Linked DNA regions of Homo sapiens: region 1 is linked to region 2. A link is an interaction called in ENCODE POLR2A ChIA-PET data of the cell type or tissue named here. Cell type or tissue: HCT116. All regions are shown on one strand. Links, peaks and the distances in the headings refer to the core of each region. The heading gives the core; the rest is flanking DNA. Region 1 holds the start of ZNRF4 (zinc and ring finger 4). Region 2 has its middle 18 kb from the start of PTPRS.

What was found. Peaks named below come from ENCODE experiments on the same cell type or tissue, not always from the same donor. Only the 100,000 strongest peaks of a DNase experiment are listed, where the experiment ranks them.
Region 1: POLR2A ChIA-PET joins it to region 2 with 8 read pairs; 6 of 35 experiments call an interaction of 5 or more read pairs at or near these places.

What each region holds. Positions count from the first base shown.
Region 1 is chr19:5,447,077-5,459,056 of GRCh38, reverse strand. It overlaps ZNRF4 (zinc and ring finger 4), which reads right to left and starts at 3,640. Exons shown (of 1, transcript NM_181710.4): 1 at 2,201-3,640. The coding sequence starts at 3,565. The coding sequence ends at 2,276. In HCT116, for the core only: no CTCF peak of the experiment used is centred there; a DNase peak (open chromatin) is centred at 5,986.
Region 2 is chr19:5,352,971-5,364,950 of GRCh38, reverse strand. No RefSeq gene overlaps it. Among named protein-coding and RNA genes, the nearest start is that of PTPRS, 18 kb to the right of the region's middle. RefSeq lists an enhancer at 1-69. In HCT116, for the core only: no CTCF peak of the experiment used is centred there; a DNase peak (open chromatin) is centred at 6,550; H3K4me3 peaks cover 435 bases.

The sequences.
Region 1 (11,980 bases), core at 4,009-9,008, 94 kb before region 2:
TTTGAGACGGAGTGTCTCTGTGTCCCCAGGCTGGAGTGCAGTGGCGCGATCTCAGCTCACTGCAACCTCCGCCTCCCAGGTTCAAGCGATTCTCCTGCCTCAGCCTCCCGAGTACCCGGGGTTACAGGTGCACGCTACCACGCCTGGCTAATTTTTTGTATTTTTAATACAGATGGGGTTTCACCGTGTTGGCCAGGATAATCCTGATCTCCTGACCTCGTGATCTGCCCGCCTCGGCCTCCCAAAGTACTGGGATTACAGGCGTGAGCCACCACACCTGGCCCAAAATCTGTTCCTTACTAAGCTCTACGAGGGCCTGCACGACCTGCCCTATCCCCTTCCCACGCTCCTCCCTCTCCCCTCTGACTCACTCTGCTGCTGCCATATGGGCTTCTGGCTGTTCCTCCAACATGTCAGGTGCAGTCCTGTCGCAGGGCCTTTGCATGGGCTGTACACTCTGCCTGGAATATCCTTCCTGCACTAACGCCTCCTTCCTCCCCTTTCAGTCTCAGTTTGTGTTTTTTGTTTTTGTTTTTGTTGAGACAGGGTCTCACTCTGTCACCCAGGTTGGAGTGCAGTGGTGCAATCATAGCTCACTGCAGCTTTGAGCTCCTGGGCTCAGGTGATCCTCCCGTCTCAGCCTCCTGAGTAGCTGGGACTATAGGTGTGCACCACCATACCCCGCTAATTTTTGTATTTTTTTGGAGAGATGGAGTTTCACTATGTTGCCCAGGCTGGTCTCGAACTCCTAGACTCAAGCGATTTGCTAACCTCAGACTCCCGAAGTGCTGGGAGTGCAGGCGTGAGCCACTGTGCCCGGCCCTGAGTCTCGGTTCTCATGTTTCCTCCGTGATCTCCCTGATCATCCGCCAAGCTCTCTCCATCTCATGACCCCCTTGTGTTTTAGCCCCAGGATTTATCTCGTGCTGACATCTCCCTGCTCATTTATTTAATTATATACTTTGTATCTATCCCCCACCCTGGAATAGCAGTCCCTGGAGAGCAGGGACTTTCCCCTGTTTTGTTCACTGCTGTGTCTGTGTGCCTGGAACCGCGTCTGGCACAGAGTGGGCGCTCTCTGGAGGTTGCTTGGGCTTCAGTCGGAATCTTGCACGTGACTCTCACATTCACACTGTTCCAGGGAATGTCTCAGAGGCGACCTTGACCCTTTTGCTCCTATGACCTCACCTAGTAGCTATTTCTCGTCGGAGCATGGTCAAACAGCCCCCTCACTGCCCAGAAAACTCCCTTGCCTCCTTGCATTTTTTTTTTTTTTTTTTGAGACAGGGTCTCACTCTGTTGCCCGAGCTGAAGTGCAGTGGTGTGATCATAGCTCACCTCCCAGGCTCCAGCAATCCTCCCACCTCAGCCTCCCAAGTAGCTGGAACTACAGGCATGTATCACCACACTTGGCTAATGAATTTTTTTTTCTTTTTTGAGACGGAGCCTCACTGTCGCTAGGCTGGAGTGCAGTGGCGTGATCTCAACTCACTGCAACCTCCACCTCCTGGGTTCAAGCAATTCTCCTGCCTCAGCCTCCTGAGTAGCGAGCAGCTGGGACTACAGGCACGCACCACCACGCCCAGCTCATTTTTGTAGTTTTTAGTAGAGACAGGGTTTCACCATGTTGGCCAGGATGGTCTTGATCTCCTGACCTCATGATCCGCCCGCCTTGGCTTCTTAAAGTGCTGGGATTACAGGCGTAAGCCACTACGCCCGGCCTAAGAAAATTTTTTTGTAGAGGTGGGGTCTTGTTATGTTGCCCAGGCTGGTCTCAAACCTCTAACCTTGAGCGAACCTCCCACCTCGGCCTCCCATCCCATCACACCTGGGATCCCATGAGACATAAGAGGAAACGGAGTAAAAGGGGTTGGAGAACTCTATGGCACCTTTGCAACTTTTCTGGAAATCTAAACCAGTTCCAAAATAAAACGTTTATTTTAAAAGAAAAAATGTGAATGAAGAATAAGGCCATCCAGGATGAGTGACCCGTGTGCCCGGGACTGGAACCAAAGCACAGACGACCCGTCTCAAAGCCACTCCGGCACCACGGTCACAGCCGCCCCAAAAAGGCCCCCCAGCCCTCACCACCCCTCGCTCTCCCGCCCGCAGAAACGGGGATTGGCCTTAGGCTTGATGGGGATGGGTGTCCCCCAACCCCAGTCAGAGGCGGGTGGCCCAACAGCAGCGAGGCTGAGAATCCGCTTTCAAACCCACTTTATTCTTTTCAGACCAGAAACATTCCTCATTGCACCCCCCTCCCTGCCCTAGATCTTTACTGACCAGGGGCCTCAGGAGGGGCTGAGGAGACAGTGGTATACTCTGCCTCCAGGGACGTGGTGCTGCAGTGGCAGTGGGGACTGGCGCGGCCCAGCAGCTCCAGCCTCCGGGAGCGTAGCTGGACTTGAATGGCCCAGATGGGGGGCCGGTGGCCCGGTAGGGAGGGGTCCTCGTCCCTGAAGCTGTAGGTGGTGGAGTCAAAGCTGTCTTCTGTGGCGGCCACCGACTGTTTGCACACGGGGCAGGAGCGCCGGGGGGCTTGGGAGAACCAGGGGTCAATGCATTTGCAGTGGTAGGTGTGGGAGCAGGGCAGGATCTTGAGTTGGTCGCCCTCCTCATACTCATCCAGGCAGATGGCACACAGGTCGTTGTGCCACGTGAAGGTGCGGACCTGGGCCTTCTGGCAGGTAGACGTCTTCACCGGCCGTCTGTGGCTGCAGCAGGCCTGGGCCCAGAGCCACAGGTGGTTCAGGACAAAGAAGGCTGATACGACCAGGGCCAGGGTACAGCCCAGCACCCAGGACACGGTCAGCACGGGGTGACAGCCCAGGTCGTGGCACGGTGGGTCGTCGGGCAGGAGCAGCGCGTGGGCCGACTTGTTGCAGCCCAGGATGACCCGCAGGTCCTGCGAGGCGGCCTCGCTCACGAACACTGAGGGGATGGCGATCTGGCCCCTCAAGTCCTCGTAGACGTGGGTCATGCTCACGAGGTCGTCGGAGTGGACGTTGTGCACGATGGCCGCCTCGAAGCCGGCGCGCTGGGCGTTCAGCACCTTGAGGTCGAAGGTGCAGTCGTAGCGGCGGATCAGCACGATGGCGCCCAGAGAGCGGTTGCCCAGTCGCGGGGCCTCGATGGGATGGCACGCGTTGGCTGGCTTGACCTCCATCAGGTAGCCCCGTATGCCCTCGGGGGCCAGGGGGACGCCGAACAGCGCCGGCAGATCCGCAAAGTCCACCGAGCTCGAGTTGTCTTCCAGCACGGCCCGTACCACTGCCTGCGCGGGCACCTGGAGCAGCGACAAGACCAGCAAGGCTTTGACTGCCACGAGGGCTCGGCCCGGCCGTGGCCACCCCATGGTCACCCGCTTCGCTGTCTGTGTGCTGCTAGGTCCCACTGGAGGCGGCAGGCATGAGGCCTTTGGGCATCTCCGGGGTCTCCCAGGGGGCCTGTGGCCAGGACGCGAGGGCAGTTGAGTTGGAATGACCGCGTGGCTCAGAGGCAGTGACGCGGCCACTGGGACCCTGCTGGCTCTAGGCATTAAGTGCTCCGGACGGCAGAGCGGCATGCGTCGTGTCTTTGAAGGCCGGTCTCAGGAGGTGCTGGCGCAGGTGGCCTTTCTGGCAGATGACATGGAGACCAGGAGTCACCAGGGTTCTAGATGCCCCCAGCTTCTGTGACATCGCCCTGCTACATTCTGTCCCAGGAGCTGCCAGCTGCCTGGGCCTGTGGCCAATGGATCATTCCTAGGTCTGTGATTTGCCGGTACCCGGGCAAGCTTTGAGATAACTTCTTGAAGGCTCAGGGTATCTTTGGACCCAAGGAGGCCCAGGGATGCTTCAAAAGGGCTGCCGGCCCCCAGCAGTGCAGATTCAGCCCTCACTGTGCGAAGACGCTACCAGCATCAGCTTCTGGAGGTTCCTAGCAACACACTGTAGAAGGTTCAATGTTACCCTTGTCTGAGACTCCAAGAGTGACCCAGACTTGTTCAAGCCACGCCCCCCTACAATGAGATCAGTGCTTAAAACCCAAATTCCTGACCCCCTGTCACCATCCCTCACTCTGCTCCAGCCACACAGATCTCCTTGCTGTTCCTCCAACACACCAGGCAGGATCCTGCCCCAGGGCCTTTGCATGGGCTGGGCCTCCTGCCTGGAAAGCCCTTTCTCTCCGTAGCTGGCTCTTTTATCCGGACTCAGGTCTGAGTCCATATATCCTCAGAGCCCTCCTGGACTTGATTTGGAGGGAGAGTCAAGTGCCAGGGTCAGGGTGGGGCTGGTGGGGGTCAGTGGTCCCAAGTCCGCACCGCCAGGTTGGCCTCCAGGCTTGCACCAGCTTCATTCTCTCTCCCTATAGCATTGCCTCTCCAGCTGGGTCTCCAACTGTGCCCCCTGCCTGAGCTTCAGCCCTGGGCATCAGCCTCACCTCCTCCCCAGTCCCCATCCCCCAAATTTCACACCCTCAATCTGTCTGCAGCCCACTCAAGTCGGATTTCTGTCTCTGCCATTCATAAGCTGTATGACATCAGCTAAATTCCTTAGCCTCTCTGGGCCTCAGCTTCCAGACCTGTAACATAGTCTTTCCCATGCTCTAAACTCTCCCATGGCTCCCCATTGCCCTCCAGATAAAGCCCACACTCTTCTCTGTGGCCTACATGCACCCCTGTGGTTGGGCGCCTGCCAATCTCTGAAGCCTGGATGATTTGCAATGTCCCAGAGGCATCTTGCTTTGTTCACCTCTAGAATTTTGCAAATGCTGTTCCCTCTGCCTGGAACAGAATTCTTGCTCCTCAACTTCACTTTGCCAGGCTGACTACTTAGTCTTTAGATTTTCTGTGTTGGCCTAATACCTCTCAGAGCAGCCCTCAGCCAGTGACAGATGGGAGGTGGTAGATAAATGCCCCCACTCCCTCGTCCCTCTTATGGGACAAATCGAAGTATGTTCTACCATATCTCCTAGAGGTCCCCAGTCGAATGAGCTCCATAAGTCAACGAACCCAGTACTGTCTTGTCAATGAGCCCGCTACTGTCTCCTTCCCTTCCCCACCCACTTCTCTCCCCTCCCACAGCTTCTGAGATCACCTCCCACACAAATCTCTTGTACCATGTAGTGGGTGGGCCCCAAATAGAGATGTTGAACCCCTAACCCCTGGTTCTGACCAACCCCTGTGAATGGACCTTATTTGGAAATAAGATCTTTGCAGAGGTTTTCCTTCTAAGAAAGGGAGAAAAGGCCGGGCATGGTGGCTCATGTCCGTAATCCTAGCACTTTAGGAGCCCGAGGCGGGCAGATCAGTTGAGGCCACGAGCACATGCTGCCATGCCCGGCTAATTTTTGTATCTTAATAGAAACGGGGGTTTTGCTAGGTTGCCCAGGCTTGTCTCGAACTCCTGACCTCAAGTGATCTGCCAGTCTCAGCCTCCCAAAGTGCTGGGGTTACATTTGTGAGCCACCATGCCCGGCCCCTGGTGGCACTCCTGCCCCTGCTCTGTCTACTGCCACAGACGGAGGCCACACTATCTAGAGGCCACTGCCTTGGCCACTGTGGATGGCCCTTGCAGCCCAGTGCTACCAAGCAGAGGCAGGTTTTTCAGTCCAGCAGGCATGAGAGGAGGCAAGAGTGGAAAAACAGAAGCAGAGAGGGACAAATGTAGCGGTCAGGCTCGGGTTGGCTGTGGTAAGCAAGACCCAACCACAGCGGTGTAGGCGTACAGGGCTGATTTGCTTCTGAATGTGGAATGTGAGTAGTCATTCCTGGGATGGCATGGAGATGCTGGGGTGTCTGCAGCCCAGACTCCTTCCATCCACCATATCCTCAGTAAATGGCCTCCTCCTCGTGGGACAAGGCAGGTGCGTGAGCTCCAGCCATCACATCTGCCTCCCAGGCAATGAGGAGGAAAGAGTGAGGAAGAGCTCACCCTGTCCCTTTAAGGACACTTCTTGGAAATCCCAGGCACCACTTCTGCTCACACTGCATTGGCCAGAATTAGTCACGTGGCCATGCCTGGCAGAAAGCTTGCTGGGAAATGTAGTATTTATTCTGAATGGCCAACTGTGCAGCTGAAAACCAGGGCTTCTATTACTATGGAGGACAAGACAACAGATGTTGGAGGCGTCCAACACCACCTGTCACTCGGACACACTTGAGTAACCTGGCCTTCAATGGCTGCCCAATACATATTTGTTGAATGAATGAATCCCCACACCTCCAGCTTAGGCCTCCTTCAGTGGTGAGTGAGCTCACTGTCCCTGGGGATGGAAATGAGCTTTTCCCGGGCCCTTCTGTGCACCAGACTCCAGGCCATGTGGCTTCACTCCACCATTCAGCCACTGTGAGCCTCAGTTGCCCCTTCTGTAAAGAGGAGGCAGCATCAGCACCTGCACTGCGGGGTTCGCTGAGCATGGACGGTGCTAAGCATAGTGCCTACCACGTACGAAGTGCTCTGTTTGCATTTGTTGATGGCCTAAGTGACCTGCCCACAGCCCAGTTATAATATTGGGTGATCACAGCTACTCGGGAGGCTGAAGCGGGAACATCGCTTGAGCCTGGGAGTTTGAGGCTGCAGTGAGCTCTGATCATGCTGTGGCACTCCAGCAGCGGGCCACAGAGCAAGACCCCACCTCTAAAAATAAAATATTGAGTGATCAAACTGTGATGGGGAAAACTCAGGCACCGTGCCAACCCAAAGGGAGGCACCTGGCTTATTCTTTTTTTTTTTTTTTTTTTTGAGACGGAGTCTCGCTGTGTCGCCCAGGCTGGAGTGCAGTGGCACCATCTCAGCTCCCTGCAAGCTCTGCCTCCCAGGTTCACGGCATTCTCCTGCCTCAGCCTCCCGAGTAGCTGGGACTACAGGCGCCCACCACCATGCCCGGCTAATTTTTTGTATTTTTAGTAGAGACGGGGTTTCACTGCATTAGCCAGGATGGTCTCGATCTCCTGACCTCGTGATCCGCCCGCATCGGCCTCCCAAAGTGCTGGGATTACAGGCATGAGCCACCGCGCCCGGCCGCACCTGGCTTATTCTAGAGAATCTAGAAGGCTTCCTGGAGGTGGTGTCTTCTAGACTGAGATCAGAATGAGCAGTGGATAGTGCTATGAACAGGAAACGCGATCCTGGCAGCTAGAACAGCACGGGCAAACGCCCTGCCTGAGTAGCCTGGTCTGGCATCCAGTAGATGCTTAATAAGTGAACATAGAACTCCTTGCCATCACTCAGGGCCTGCCCCCTCTGAAAAAGGGTCTCAGCTTCATCCCAGCTTCCTCAGTCCCCCAACAGCCAGGCCTGGGCCCTTCTCCAGACGCCTCCACGAAAGCAGAGTGGTGCCAAGGACTGGCAGCTTAACGAGGCCGGCCTGTGCCAGCCCCGCCAGCCCCCACCTTGGCTGCTGTTCTTCGTGAGAAGCTGCCGAGGCCCCCTCCTGCCCAGCCAGGTGGCGCCCCGTCTGTGTTTGTCTAAGGGGGAGTGTGGCCAAATGGGGAAACTGAGCCCCAGAGGAGGGGGGCACTCGGGGATGGCAGGAGCCACCAGCACTGCCACTGAGCAATGCAGCCTGCAGCCTGTGACCGTGCCTTGCGGGAAACTCCGCTGACCCCCTGCATCCAGGGCCAGGTTCCTGTGGACACCCCATCTTCTAGAGGGGGGAAACTGAGTCTGTGACAGGGGACCAGACTCACTAGGACTACAAAGCCGCAAAGTGACTGAGCTGGGATTTGAACCCTGGCCCCATGAATGCACTCACTGAGTATTTAGGGTTCCCCACTGGGTGCCCACATCTGCGCTGGGAAACACAGCGGACTCCAAGAGTTCTCCAGCCCCTGCCCAGCCCTCAAGGAGCCCCAGGCTTGGGTAAGAGATGGACCCAGACAGCCAGGGCTGAGGGAGCCCAGATAATGGGGTTCAGGGCAGGCTTCCTGGAGGAGGGGAGATTTCAAGTGGACTTGAAGGACAAGTAGGAACTTGGCAAGAAAAGTGGAAGTTGGGGGAAAGAGCACACCAGGCGATGCCTGGTTCACAGTCCGTGTGAAGGGACGGGCGGTGCAGTTGATTCTGAGCATTTTGGAGAATTGCAAAATAAGTCCTTAGGGCTAAGATGAGGGAGGGCTGGGATGTTTGAGGACTTAATTACCAAGTGAACTTAATTACCAGGAAAAGGCATTTGCTTGTGTTGTCACTGATTTGTCTATTCTGCCATTCAGCAAGCATTCCCTGAGGCTGCACCCTGGCTGGGCGAGGCTAGGTAGGTTCCAGGGCATCTGCAAATGAGGACTGGGGCTTTTGCCCACAGGAGGACTCAGGGAGCTCAGGGCTGGTGCCTGCTGGATTAAACCTCCCCACACTCCTGCAAGAGAGGCATGTTAATTCCACCTTCCAGATGAGGAACAGAGAGGTGATTCGATTTACCTGAAGCCACACAGCATACCAGGGGCCAAGCCTGAATTCAAACCCGGGTTCACAGAGCCCTGTGTGCTTTGCTCTTTCACTCGACTGTCTCTCTCTCTCTCTCTTTTTTTTTTTTTTTTTGAGACATAGTCTTGCTCTGTTGCCCAGGCTGGAGTGCAGTGGTGCAGTCTCGGCTCACCACAATCTCCACCTCCCGGGTTCAAGCGATTCTCCTACCTCAGCCTCCTAATCAGCTGGGATTACAGGCATGCGCCACTATGCCTGGCTAATTTTTGTAGTGGGTTTTTTCATGTTGCGCAGGCTGATCTCAAACTCCTGCCTCTTGATCCATATTTAATGAGCACCTGCTATCCGCTAGTGCTGTGCTGGGGACACTGCTGTGACCAAGAGAGACCCCACTCTCAGGGAATTTATTATCTAATGAATTGCAGTTTTTTTGTTTTTGTTTTTGTTTTTTAGTGCAACATGGTGATGGAATAGCGGGTTATGGAGGGGGGTGGTGAATTTAGTTAGGAGTGATCAGGGAGGGCCTCCCTGAGGAGGTGACATATGTGCAGAGACCTAAAAGATGGGAACGATTTGGCCAGGCGTGGTGGCTCACGCCTGTAATCCCAGCACTTTGGGAGGCCGAGGTGGGTGGATCATGAGGTCAGGAGTTCGAGACCTGCCTGGCTAATATGGTGAAACCCCGTCTCTACTAAACATACAAAAAATTAGCCGGACATGGTGGCATGTACCTGTGGTCTCAGCTACTTGGGGGGCTGAGGCAGAAGAATCGCTTGAACCTGGGAGGTGGGTGGAGGTTGCAGTAAGCTGAGATTGCTCCATTGCACTCCAGCCTGGCGACAGAGCAAAACTCCAACTCAAAAAAAAAAAAAAAAAAAATAGATTGGAAAGATTCAACCACAGAAAGACATGAAGGGAGATATGGGGAACAGCATTCCAGGCAGAGGGAACAGCAAATGCAGAGGTCCTCAGGCAGGAAACGTCAAAATGGGCAGTGTAGCCAGAGGAGACTGCGTCTGGGAGCAGAGGAGAAGTGGTCATTAATGTTTAGTCTACAGGTCTATGAATTTTGACAAATGCACAATCACGTAACCCCACCACTATCAAGATACAGAACAGTCCCATCTCCCTAAAATGTTTCCTTATGTCCCTTTGTCCTCTACCAGGAATGCTTCAGTGGACAAAACCTGTCTTGGCCAGGCATGGTGGCTCACGCCTGTAACCCCAGCACTTTGAGAGGCTGAGGTGGGAGGATCGCTTGAGTCCAGGAGTTTGAAACCAGCTTGGGCAACATGGTGAGACCCGTCTCTACAAAAACAAAACAAAAATAAAAACAAAAAACAAAACAAAAACAAAAACAAAAACAAACCAGGCATGGTGGTGTGCACCTGTGGTCATAGCTACTTGAGAGGCTGAGGCAGGAGGACTGCTTGAGCCCAGAAGGTTGAGGCTGCAGTGAGCCACGATCACACCATTGCACTCCAGCCTGGGCAACAGAGCAAGACCCTGTCTCAACAAACAAAAAACAGGCTGGGCGCGGTGGCTCATGCCTGTACTCCCAGCACTCTGGGAGGTCAAGGCAGGTGGATCACCTGAGGTCAGGAGTTCAAGACCAGCCTGGCCAATATGGTGAAACCCCACTCTACTAAAAACACAAAAATTAGCTGGGCGTGGTGGCAGGTGCCTGTAATCCCAGCTACTCGGGAGGCTGAGGCAGGAGAATCGCTTGAACCCAGGAGACGGAGGTTGCAGTGAGCCGAGATCACGCCACTGCACTCAAGCCTGGGCAACAGAGCAAGACTCCGTCCCAACCAACTCCCACCTCCACCTCCCCCCGCCCCCCCCAACAAACACACACACACCCTAGTCTCTGCCCCTAGCCTTTTCCTGGAGGAGAAGACACACCCGGGGGTTCCCAGAGCAATTTCCAGAACATCATTATAAATGGGAGCATACAGCGGGCGGCCTTTTGTGTCTGGCGTCTTTCGCTCTGCAGAATGCATTTGAATATCACCCACATTGTTGCGTGTCTCGGGTGCTGTTTCCTTATGACTGCCGAATAGCACTCCGCTGCGTGGAGGTGACCCGGTGTGTTTATGCAAACACACCTGCTGGATCGCTTCCAGTTTGGGGAGATTAGGAATAGAGCTGTTAGAAACTGCCAGGTACGGGTTTTTGCACGGACGTGTGTTTCCATCTCTCTTGGGGGAGTTCCCTGGAGTGGGATTGCTGTGGGGGGTTTGGTGCATGTATGTCTAACTTCATAAGGAGTTAAGGGGTTGCACCGTTTTGCCTTCCCATGGGCAGCGTAGGAGAGCTTCGGATGCTCGCCATCCTCACCCGCTCTTGGTATTGTCAGCTGAAAGAATTTTAGCCATTTTAGCAAGTGTGAAGTGATATCTCACTGTGGTTTGGATTTGCATTTCTCCAATGACTAATGGCATTGAGCATCTTTGCACGTGCTTTTTTTTTTTTTTTTTTGCCATCTGTGTGTCTTCTTTGGTGAAGTGGCAGTTCAAGCCTTTTGCCACAGGGAGCTGATTAATGCTTTTAAAGGCTTCGTTTGATGCGGAGAGTGACGGGTGGAGAGGTGTGGAGAGGGAGGAAGTGACGGTCTTGATCCAGGCAGGAGCCGATGGGTGGGCGTGGACGAGTGAAAGTGGGCCAGTTCTGGAGGCAGAGCCCTCGGCTGAGATGTGGAGGGGCCAGAAACGAGGCACATCCGAATGACAGCTGAGAAAACCGAGCCCAGAGAGGGAAAGCGACTTGCCAAGGTTGCACAGCAGAGCAGTGGTAGAGCCAGGATTTGAACTTATTTCTGAGGACTCCCCGACCCCAGGACTGCCCTGACTGTGTGAGGATATCAGAGCTCTGAGGGGTCCCTCCTAGTGGCTTGGCTTGAAATGTTCAAGAACAGCAGTTCCATCTTTTTTTTTTCTTTTTTGACACAGAGTCTCGCTCTGTCACCCAGGCTGGAGTGCAGTGGCGCCATCTCGGCTCACTACAACCTCCACCTCCCAGGTTCAAGTGATTCTCTTGCCTCAGCCTCCCAAGTAGCTGGGATTACAGGCACCCGCCATCTTGCCCGGCTAATTTTTTGTGTATTTAGTAGAGACAGGGTTTCACCATCTTGGCCAGGCTGCTCTTGAACTCCTAACCTCAAGTGTTCCTCCTGCCTCGGCCTCCCAAAGTGCTGGAATTACAGGTGTGAGCCACTGCACCTGGCCTGGCCCATTTTTAAACGGCTCTGACTTTGAATTCCACTGGCCTCTACCTTGCAATGTATGGGTCATAGCTCTCGCTGTTTGTCCACACAAGCACTGACTACCTACTTCTTCAGGCCTGTGCTGGGCACCCAGTCCCTGCCTGCCTGGGGCTTCCAGTCCAGTGGGGAAGTCGGAGTGTGACCAGGCGGGGACAGGGTGATTAGGGCTGTGATGGAGGACACGCAGATCCTGCGGGCAACCAGAGAGGCACTTGCCCCAGCCTGGCGGGCCCGGGAAGGCTTCCCAGGGAGGAGGCTTCCACGTCAAGGCTCATAAGTAAAACCGAAGCCACTGGGCAGGGGTGGGAAG
Region 2 (11,980 bases), core at 4,146-9,145:
TGGGGTCCCTCCTGGGGCAACCTGGGCCAGGCTCCGCCCCGGCCAGCAACTTCCTCCCGATGTCATGGCAACCAGCTCCTCTGAGATGCTAATTAAGGTGACTGGGAGGCACTTCCCATCCTCGTTCCACATCCCCTGAGAACAAAATGCTAGGAGGCCCTCCATCTTCCATGCAGGCAAGGTGTGGTGGGAGCACCCGTGGCCAGAGGGACTCGGTTTCCCCAGGTTGCATCACTTGCTCTGAGGCTGGGTTACTGGGGATGGTCCGGGGAAGGAGTGGAGAAGAGAAGGGGTGAGCTCACCAGCCCAGAGGCTGCAGATGCCAAACATGGGCTGGGCACCAGGAGCTAAACACTCTCCATACACCCTTCGTTCCGCATTCAAAAACTTGAGTTTTAGACATTTCTTTGTTTGGATAGATAAAGGCAGAAAAGAGTACCCAACTCAAGAGAAATGCTTAGATGGCACCTGTGTTATGCCAAACCCTACTTCCAGCACCCTATTAGTATTAATGCAGTACAGCCTCATCCTCATCCTTCTGAGCTGGTATTCATCATGCTTGCTTTGTAGATAAGGACACTAAGGCACAGAGAGGTGAAGTGACCTGCCTGAGGTCACACAGCTTGTTCAAGGCAGAGCTGGCTTTTTAATTTTATTTATTTATTTATTTATTTTGAGACAGAGTCTCACTCTGTCACCCAGGCTGGAGTGCATTGGTGCGATCTCGGCTCACTGCAACCTCTGCCTCCCAGGTTCAAGCGATTCTCCTGCCTCAGCCTCCCAAGTAGCTGGGATCACAGGCATGCGCCACCACACCCAGCTAATTTGTTTATATTTTTGGTCGAGATAGGGTTTTATCATGTTGGCCAGGCTGGTAGTGAACTCCTGACCTCAGGGGATCCTCCCACCTTGGCCTCCCAAAGTACTGGGATTACAGGCGTGGGCCACCACGACTGGCCCAGAGCTGGATTTTACTATCATTTTTTTTTGCCTTTCAAGGTATGGGGGGCAAAATTCCCCTCCCTGTCCTGGCCCTGATCACCCAGTAACCATCCCCAGAGGTAGCCGTTGTTATCCCATGTCCCCTGTCTCCCTTCCAGGGACAGGGTATGTACACACAAGCACTTGTGTGTATATTTTTCTTGCCTACTTGCTTTTTTCACACACACGCATGTGTACCCACAAGCTGTTCTGCACCTTCCTGACTTAACAAGACACCTTCGAGATCATTTCTTTTCAGTACACGAAGATTCTCACTTCTGCTGAGCACACTGGCTCACACCTGTCATCCCAGAACGTTGGGAGGCCGAGGCTGGAGGATCACTTGAGGCCAGGGGTTCGAGGCCACTCTGGACAACATAGCGAGACCCCCCCATCTCTACTAAAAATAAAAATAAAAAATTAGCCAGGCATGGTGGTGCACCTGTAGTCCCAGCTACTCAGGAGGTGGAGGTGAGAGGAGCGCTTGAGCCCAGGAAGTCAAGGCTGCAGGGAGCCACGATTGTGCCACTGCATTCCAGCCTGGGCGACAGAGTGAGATCCTCTCTCAAAACACAACAAAATGACTCCCAATTCTTATACAGCTGCATAGTATTCCACTGAGGGAATAAAGCAGACTATTATTTATTTATTTCTTATTTTTTGAGACAGTTTAGCTCTTGTTGCCCAGGCTGGAGTCCAATTGTGCGATCTCTGCTCACTGCAACCTCTGCCTCCCGGATTCAAGTGATTCTCCTGCCTCAGCCTCCCGAGTAGCTGGGATTACAGGCGCCCACCACCATGTCTGGCTAACTTTTGTATTATTAGTAGAGACAGGATTTCACCATGTTGGCTGGGCTGCTCTCGAACTCCTGACCTCAGGTGATCCGCCCGCCTCGGCTTCCCAAAGTGCTGGGATTACAGGCTTGAGCCACCGCGTCTGGCCCAGACTATTAATTTTTTATGGTGGTAAATTACACACATAATAGAAACTTTATTACTTTATTCATTTAAAAATATTCAGTGGGGCCGGGTATGGTGGCCAACATGGTGAAGCCCCGCCTCCACCAAAAATACAAAAAAATTAGCCAGGCGTGGTGGTGAGCACCTGTAATCCCAGCTACTCAGGAGGCTGAAGCAGGAGAATCGCTTGAATCCGGGAGACAGAGGTTGCAGTGAGCTGAGATCACGCCACTGCCCTCCAGCCTGGGCAGCAGAGTGAGACTCTATCCCAAAAAGTAATAAATAAATAAATAAAATAAAATAAAATAAAATAAAATAAAATAAAAATAAAAATGTTCAATGGCATTAAAGTGCATTCACAATATTGTTCAATATCACCACCATCTACTTCCAAAACATTTTTATCAATCCAAACTCTGTACCCATGAAGCAATACCTTCCCGCTTTCCTCTCCTGAGCCTCTACACTGCTGTCTGTCTTGATTAATTTGCCTATTCTAGACATTTTCAATAACTGGAATCATATAGTCTCTGTTCTTTTGTGTCTGGCTCCTCTCACTGAGCATAACCTTCCCAAGGTTCACCCACACTGCAGTGTGGATCAGAACTTCTTCTTTTTTTTTTTTTTTTTTTTGAGACAGAGTCTCACTCTTCCACCCAGGCTGGAGTGCAGTGGCACCATTTCGGTTCATTGCAACCTCTGCCTCCCGGGTTCAAGCGATTCTCCTGCCTCAGCCTCCCAAGTAGCTGGGATTACAGGCATGCACCACCGTGCCTGGCTAATTTTAGTATTTTTAGTAGAGACAGGGTTTCGCCATGTTGGCCAGGCTGGTCTCAAACTCCTGACCTCAAGTCATCTGCCTGCCTCGGCCTCCCAAAGTGCTGGGATTATAGGCGTGAGCCACCACACCCGGCCAGAACTTCATTCCTTTTTATGGCTGAATATATTCCACGGCATGCATGGACCGCTTTTGCTTATTCATCCATCCGTTGACGGACTGTTAGGTTGTTTCCAGCTTCTGAAAATTGCGAATCAAGCTGTTATGAATATGTGTGTACTAGTTTTTGTTTGAACACTTGTTTGCAATTCTTTTTGGTATTCTATGGAACCAGACTGGGTTTTAAATTTTTTCTTCCTCTCTCTGTCTTTTTGCTTTGAGACAGGGTCTTTCTTTGTCACTCTCTGCTCACTACAACCTCCACTCGCCAGGCTCAAGTGATCCCCCCGCCTCAGCCTCCCGAGTAGCTGGGACCACAGGTGTGTGCCACAGTGCTTGGCTAATTTTCTTTTAATTTGTTTTAAAGATGGGGTCTTGCTATGTTGCCCAGGCTGGTCTCAAATTCCTGGCCTCAAACAACCCCCCCACCTCAGCTTCCCAAAGTGGTAGGATAACAGGTGTGAGCCACCACACCTGGTCTAATTTTTTTGTTGTTGTTGTTTTCTTGTTTAGAGACAGGATCTGGCTCTGTTGCCCAGGCTGGAGTGCAGTGGTGTGACCATAGCTCACTGTACCCTCCAACTCCTGGGCTCAAGTGATCCTCATGCCTCAGCCTCTCGAGTCACCAGGACTACAGGTGTGTGCCACTACACCTGGTTAATGTTTTAATTAAAATCAGCGTATTGGCTGGGCATGGTGGCTCACGCCTGTAATCCCAGCACTTTGGGAGGCTGAGACAGGCGAATCATGAGGTCAGGAGATGGAGACCATCCTGGCTAACACGGTGAAACCCCGTCTCTACAAAAACACAAAAATTAGCCGGGCGTGGTGGTGGGGGCCTGTAGTTCCAGCTACTTGGGAGGCTGAGGCAGGAGAATGGCGAGAACCCGGGAGGTGGAGCTTGCAGTGAGCCGAGATCGCACCACTGCGCTCCAGCCTGGGGGACAGAGCTAGACTCCATCTCAAAAAACAAAACAAAACAAAACAAAACAAAAAAACAGAGTATTTTAATCATTCCCCATGGGTGGACATCTAGGTTGCTTCCATTTTTGCTATTGGAGACAATACTGCCATAAGCACTCTTGGTGGCTCTGCGCCTTGGGCAAGTCACTTGTGCCTCAGTTTCCCCATCTGTAAAATGGGGCTGGTAATAGGATTGTTGGAGGATTAAATGTGGAAATTGTAATAAAGGGCTCCAAATGGTGCCCATTACATATTAAGTGCTTAATTAATGTTAGTCCTCCTGCGAAATGTGGAAGCACTACTTCCTCCCACCCTTGTCCAGAATGTTGACTTTTGTGGCAGAGAGGAGAAAACCGGTCAGATGGGGCGGGGAGAACAAAGCCTGTTATTTCCCCTGGATGACACCAACCCAGGTGGCCACACAGGGTCTGGCACACACAGGGGAAGAGTAGCGCCAACTCTTACATGTCACAGACCCGCGGATGAGTGGGCTGGGCATGTGTCCAGGCTGGGATGCAGTGGCTATGATTCATTGGACATTATGAGCCCATCTGTCTTCCCTCACAGGCTGCAGCCCGGGAGCTGCGGGGACACAGGTGGGGGACACAGAGGCCACAGTGACATCTGTACCCTGGGCCTCTGCTTAGACCCAACTCATCAATCCCAGAAAGACGGAGCTCAGAGAGGCAGCCAGAGGTGGACCAGGCAGGAGTCACTGAGGCCACAGAAGGACAGAGCTGAGCCTGTAAGTGTGAATGAATTTGCTGATTGGTTTGCTTGCTTATTCCTCCATTCATTTATTAGGCACCTGCTGTGTGTCTGGTGCTGTTCTAGGTGCTGGGGATACAGCAAGGAACAAGATGGCCAATTGTGGGCTCACAGTCTGATGGCTCATAGACCCATTTGACAGGTGAACAAACTGAGGCTCAGAGATGGGCAGGGGGTCTGGGGAGGAATATGAACTTTATGGGGAGAGCACTGGAGGAGGCCCGTGGAAGGGTCTGGAGAAGGGGTGGCCTGACCTGATTCCAGTTTTGTTGTTGTTGTTGTTGTTTGTTTGTTTGTTTGTTTTTGAGACAGAATCTCACTCTGTCACCCAGGCTGGGTTGCAGTCGCGCAATCTCGGCTTACCGCAACCTCCACCTCCTGGGTTCAAGCGATTCTCCTGCTCCAGCCTCCCGAGTAGCTGGAATTACAGACACCCACCACCACGCCCAGCTAATTTTTTGTATTTTTAGTAGAGACGGGGTTTCACCATGTTGGCCAGGCTGGTCTTGAACTCCTGACCTCAGGTGATCTGCCCACCTCGGCCTCCCAGAGTGCTGGGATTACAGGCGTGAGCCACCGCGTCCAGCCACGTTCGTGTTTTTAAATCTTCTTCTGGCTGCTGAGTGGAGGGTACAAAGTCCGAGTGGGGTGTGGGAGTAAAGTCAGGGGGCCAGGAAGGGGCCGGGGTGTCTGGGAGGAGTACATCTCCCCCCTGGTCCTGAGGCTGAGTGAACCCTGCCTCACTCTGTACTTTTTTTTTTTTTTCTGAGACAGTCTTGCTCTGCCGCCGAGGCTGGAGTGCAGTGGCGCGATCTTGACTCACTGCAACCTCCACCTCCTGGGTTCAAGTAATTCTCCTGCCTCAGCCTCCTGAGTAGCTACGATTACAGGTGTGCACCACCATGCCCGGCTAATTTTTGTATTTTTAGTAGAGACGGGGTTTCACCACATTGGCCAGGTTGGTCTTAAACTCCTGACCTTGTGATCCACCCACCTCGATACCCCAAAGTGCTGGGATTACAGGCGTGAGCCACCGCGTCCAGGCCACTCTGTATTTTTATTGTTCTCCAAAGAGAAAAGTCTCTGGAGAAAAGTCTCCAAAGTCATCTCTCGGTCAGGCACCAGCAAGATGCTGCTGAGCCGTCCACTTCTCCCTCAGCTCCCCAAAGTCCCTCCAGTCCATGCCAATTCACAGAGAAGGCAGAGTGGTCCCAGCCACCTGCAGACATAAATGTTGATGGCGGGACATCAGGCCAAGTGCTGGAAGCAGCCAGGCACGGAACAGTCCCCACTCAGGCTGGCAAGAATCACCCTTGCCGGGAGGTGAGTGGACGCCAGGTGTGGGGACCTCCTCCCCAGGAGAGTTCCAAGCCAAACGGTCCCTGCGTCCATCTTGTTTCATGCACGCCACCACCAAGTGGGAGCATGTCTGTGGCAGCACTGGGAACAAACCCCAGGTGCAAGATGCAGCTGAGGGTGTCTGCCAGGTCTCAAGGGCAGAGTTGGAACCCACCTTGGAGCTGGAGCTGGAAATAAAACTGATTTACCTTCAGACCTTGGGCTGCAGTGAGGGGGCCCTGGAGAGGCCAATATCAACCTCAGCAGAACCCTACGGCATGCCGGATACTTAAAACTATTTGCAAAAGAACTCTGTGTGGGTGAGATTTCTGTTCCCGCTTTGCAGAGGAGAAAACATGAAGCACAGAGATGAGAAGCCACATGTCTAAAGTCACACAGCGAGAAAGCAGTCCAGCCAAGACTGGAACCCCTGACTGTCTGAGTCTGGAGCCATCCTACTGTCCTCTGTAGGAGGGTGTGGAGGATTTTCTCTGAGAAGCAGCAGCTACTTAACCCGGGGAAGGCAAATGTATAACAAACAGAACACCAGGGTCCATGCAATGGTCCATGGCAGGCATCACTAATCAATAACAGAACTCTTTCCCAGGGAGTCAAGGCCCAGGCATCACTAATAAATTGCAGCACTCCTTTCCCTGCAGAACTGAGCCACAGGCTCAGAATCCTTCTCAACGCAGCCCCAAACAGCTATTAAATATTTCTCATCAATGAGCTGGTTGTGCCATCGGGGTCATTGGATAAATATAGGCTGACTTTTCACTTTTCAGGAAACGTTGCTCCTTCATGTGCTAGATCGACCTTTTAAAGCCAGACATGGAATCCCTTCCCTGTTAAAAAATTCCTCTGGGGCCGGGTGTGGTTGCTCATGCCTGTAATCCCAGCACTTTGGGAGGCTGAGGCAGGTGCATCACCCGAGGTCAGGAGTTCAGACCAGCCTGGCCAACATGGTGAAACCCCATCTCTACTAAAAATACAAAAAATTTACCTGGCGTGGTGGCAGATGCCTGAAATCCCAGCTACTGGGGAGGCTGAGGCAGGAGAATCGCTTGAACCCAGGAGGCAGAGATTGCAATGAGCCGAGATTGTGCCATTGCACTCCAGCCTGGATGAGAAGAGCGAAATTCCGTCTCAAAAACAAACAAACAACAACAACAACAAAAAGCAAAAAACAAAGACAGAAGGAAGGAAGGGAGGGAGGGAGGAAGGAAGAAAGGAAGGAAGGAGAGAAAGAGAAGAGAGAGAAAGAAAGAAGAAGAAAGAAGGAAAGAAAGAAAGAAAGAAAAAAAAAAAAGGAAGGAAAAGAAAGAAAGAATCATATTGGCTCAGCCTGTTTGTATAACCTGGGTGGTGATAGCCACCCAGGTCCAATCTGTTGAGACCAGAGGGTGGGGTCACACAGTGAGTGAGGTAGCTAGTGATGTGTCAAAGGGACAGAGGGTCAAGAAAATCCTCGCTGGCTGGACAAACACCCTGGCAGGGGTATTATGGAAGCAACAATAAGAAGAGTAAGAACAGCTAATAATAACAGCAACCCATCATAGCTACTATTAGCGTGTTAAGTATTAAAATATTCTCTACATTTGGCAGATGGGGAAACTGAGGCCCAGCGAGAGGGTGACATGTGCCCAAGGTCATGCAGTCAGTACCTGGGTGTTTGCTAGAAACTTCCTTCCCCGGGAAAAGGGACATCTGTGCAAGACTTGGCTCAGACGAGACCTTTGCATGTAACAGACTAGGAAGATGAATCCTCTTCTCATGGAGGTGGAGCCTTCCCGTGTCCTAGGAGAGTCCCAAGGACAACCCCTCCCCACAGCAGCTCGCATCCTGTGTGACCTTCACTGAATCTTGGCATGACTCCTCGAACACGTTGGGCTTCAACTCCGGAGCAATCAAATTCTCTTTGTAGCCGTCCTGCCCCAGCCACTCTTGAGGGCCTGGCGCCCACAGCTGTGGGTGAAGTTTGCCTGTCGAGGACAGGAAGTGTCTATCTTTATATTCCAGCATTAACGAGCCTCGATCTTTTTGAGATGGCACTTTCTTTCTCCTCCTAATAAACGAGAATGTATTTTTTTTTTAGCTCTTCCTCCATCACTTGATTCTCAAGTCTGAATTGTCTGAAGGCTTAAAACACTTCCGACTGCATCATCACATTTTTAACATTTTCCTCTCCTGAAGAAGAAAAGCAGAAAAAGGGAGAAAAGTGCTGATTGCATTAACAGGAGTATGGAGCGCAAAAAAAGGGAGGTGATCATGCCACGTTCTCTGCCTGGAACCTCACTAAGAGGAGTGTGTTTGATTCAGAAAACTTCATAGATTGGAGCATAAGGAAAAAGGAAGCAGAAAAGGTTATAGCATGCTATGTTCATCCTCCCACCCCACCCCTCAGCCACCACACAGGCATTTATTGAGCACCTAATGTGTGACAGGTGCTGTCCGAGGTGCTGGAACTACAAGCATGAACAATGTGAATAAAACTCCCCGCCCTGCCCTCTTGGCACACAGAATGCGTGGGAAGACATGTTAAGCAGCTAATGACATAACTAACTATTACAGTTCATGATTTAAATGCAAATTGTTCAACGAGGAAGAAAGCCAGGAGGCAGACTTTGTCTAATTTTTCAGTTCCACACTGGTCACAAGGTCCAGCCAAGCCCTCTCTTGAGCAGGGTTGGATTTGGGGCACACAAGGAATAATCAATGGGCCCAGAAGTGAAAGGAAAAAGAAAGGGTGCCAACATTCATTCATTTGGCAAACACTTATTGAGCAACTACTGTGTCCCAGGCCCTGAGCTAGTCACTGAGGCTACAGGGGAAACCAAAACAGGGAATATCACTTTTTTTTTTTTTTTTAACAGATGAGGAAATGGAGGCTCAAAGAGATGATATGACTTGCCCAGGGCGACACAGTTTTGAGGCAGTGAAGTGTCTGACTCCAAATTCGGGGAATCATCTTTTCTATCAAGTTCTGATACTCAGAGGAACAGCTGAAAATATTTCATGGAGGAAGAGGAGAGGAGAGGAGGGGAGGAAGGGGTGGGAGAATGGAGAGGAGAAGAGAGAGGAAAAAGGGACAGGAAGGAGAAAGGGAGATGGGGGGGAGGAAGTAGAGAAAGATGTGGAGGGAGAGGAAAGAAAGAGGAAGGATGGAGAAGAGAGGAAAGGAGGGGAGAGGGCGATTTTTTTTCTGCGCAGTTTCCGAAGAGGAGGAGCAGAGTCAAAGGAGGGAGATTAAAAGAAGGAGAGGGAGCCCAAGTGGCTGAAAGGAAACATTGTCTAACTCTCAGCATTGTCCAAAACCAAGGCACCTCTCCTGTACAGGGAGTGAGGGTCCCATCCCTGGAAGTATGCAAGTCTAGTTCGTATTGGGAAGGGATCTCTGCTCTGAGAAATCCACTGATTACTGACCTCTCAGGCCCCTCACCTTTCCCTTGATTTGAGGGCAGAGCGGGCTCCCACCAGAGACCTAGGGACAGCCTTTGCCCAGAGACAGTTTCCAGTCCTGGCTGTGTTGTGCAGGCATGGGCTGGTGCTCAGGCTTTCTGCGTCTCGCCCATAAAATATGGCAGTAACAGCACAGACCTAGGACTGCGAGGGCAGGGGTCATTGCAAAGCCCCAGGAACAGTGCCTGGAACAGAGGCTGCACTTGTGAAATGCTATTTCAGGCACCGCCTGCAGCCCCAGTGTCATCTGGGAACTCTGGTCGTCTTTGGATCTTGATCAGGTCTGGTGCACACTGGGAGTGGCTGGCCCTGAGAATGATGTCACCGGTGCCTCCTGCTCCGCCCTCTGGGGGCTCCTGCTAAAGTGCTCAGGGGAATGCACAGCTATGCAAAAGGGTAGAACAGGAGCCAATACACAGAGTCACTGGGGGCACAGGCGGCCCGGTCTGGGGGTGGGGGTGTGTCCTCCTCGACCTTGCTGCACAGGGCCTGGGGGTAGCAGCTGGAGAGGCCAGGAGACTTGGGAGTTCTGTGTACTAACTCTGATTGGTGCACACCCGTGGGTCAAATCCTGATCAGGCAGCAGCCCCCTGAACCCCCATCATCTGGGTTAATGATGAGCATGTGGCCCTCATTGGTGCCTGCAGGTTGTCCAGGCCCCAGAAAGCCTGCAAGCGGGTCAGAAGCTTGGCTGAGGGTCACTCTGTCTCTGTCTGTCCCCAGACTGGCTACTTCTCCCACTCCCTCAGCCTCTCCCTGGATCCAGCCCCAGCATTGCCCACCTGGGCCAGTGTAGTCATCTCCACCCTGGTCCCTTGAGTCCCACCCTGCCTCCTCACAGTCTGTCCTCCCCGCAACAGCAGCCAGAGGGCACCTGTGAGCATCTGAATCAGGTCCTGCCCCTCCTCTGCCTATGACCCTCCATGGCTCCCGCCTCCCTCAGGGGAAAAGCCCAAGTCTTCCTGTGGCCAAGAAGGCCCTGCACACCCTGCCCTGTTCCTGCCTTTTCTACTCCCTCTTTCCCACTCCTCACTCTGCTCCAGCTACATGGGCCTCCTTGCTGATCCTCCAACACGCCAGGCACGGTCCTGCCCCAGGGCCTTTGCATGGGCTGTGCCATCTGCCTGGAAAGCTCTTCTCCCACTTCATCCTGGCCTCTGTTCAAACATCACAGTGATGGGCCGGGTGCAGTGGCTCATGCCTGTAATCCCAGCACTTTGGGAGGCAAGGCGGGCAGATCGCTTGAGGCGATGAGTTCAAGATCAGCCTGGCCAACATGGTGAAACCCCGTCTCTACTAAAAATACAAAAATTAGCCAGTGTGGTGGTGCATGCCTGGAATCCCAGCTACTCAGGAGGCTGAGGCAGGAGAATTGCTTGAACCCGGGAGGTGAAGGTTGTAGTGAGCTGAGATTGTGCCACTGCACTCCAGCCTGGGTGACAGAGTGAGATGCTGTCTCGAAATAATAATAATAATAAACAAAAAACCCATCACAGTGAGGCCTTCTGTGACCACCTATGTATAATGACACCCCCAACCCTTCCTGTTTCCTGTTCCATGTTCCTCCCTGGTATGTCCCATCTGACCCGTGGTACATTTTTTTTTTTTTAAATCTGGTTCATCTCCCCCATTAAAAAAGTCAGCACGTGAGGGCTGGAGATATTGGCCTGTTTTGTTCCCTGCTTTTTCCTGGTGCCTAGAACAGTACCTGGCACTTGGGAGTTGCTCAATAAATATCCGTTGGCTGCATTCATGAATTAAGGAATGAGCCGGAGTCAGACCTAAGGCCGGAAGCCCAGCCCTGCCTCTCCCAAGCTATTGGAGGGTCAGTACCACCCTTTCCTCTCTGAGCCTCAGTTTGCTCAGCTGCAAAAAGGGAACAAAAATAATCAGTCTGATCTCATAGCGTGGATTTTTGCTGCCCAGCTGCCTGGGAAGGTCTTGGCCCACAGCACATAACAAGTGGTCATCCAATGGAAGGTTCTGTTGTTCTATGTCGGGGCCTTCCCAGCTCAGAAACATCCCAATATTTGGGTTTCTTTCTGTTCCTCCGCTCCCCAAAAAAAGTTATGACAATATTGGGGGACAAGGACAGGGACCACAGGCTGGGGGACTGGTGTGCTGCATCTGAAATGCTGCAGCAGCCCCGAGCCTCTAGGGCATCAGAAAAACTCCCCTCTCCAGGGCCCCAGAGTGCCAGGCACAGGCAGAGGAGTTTGAGCGGGTAATTGGGACACATCTCAAGCAGATTTATTTAGCCCTTCCCGTTTTATCCTGAGCAACATCTCCGCTGCCAGGACGATCCCACTCGCCGTCTCATGGTCTCAGCCTCCTGGTCCAAGCCATTCCCTGTGGGCCAGGGTGGGTGGGAGCCAGCAAGGGTGGCAGCGGGAGGGTTAAGTTCACATCCACGCCTGCTGTCTCCTCTGAAGGTGTGAAATAACAATATCGGCCGGGCACGGTGGCTCACGCTTGTAATCCCAACACTTTAGGAGGCCAAGGCCGGCAGATCACCTGAGGTCAGGACTTCGAGACCAGCCTGGCCAACATGGCAAAACCTCATCTCTACTAAAA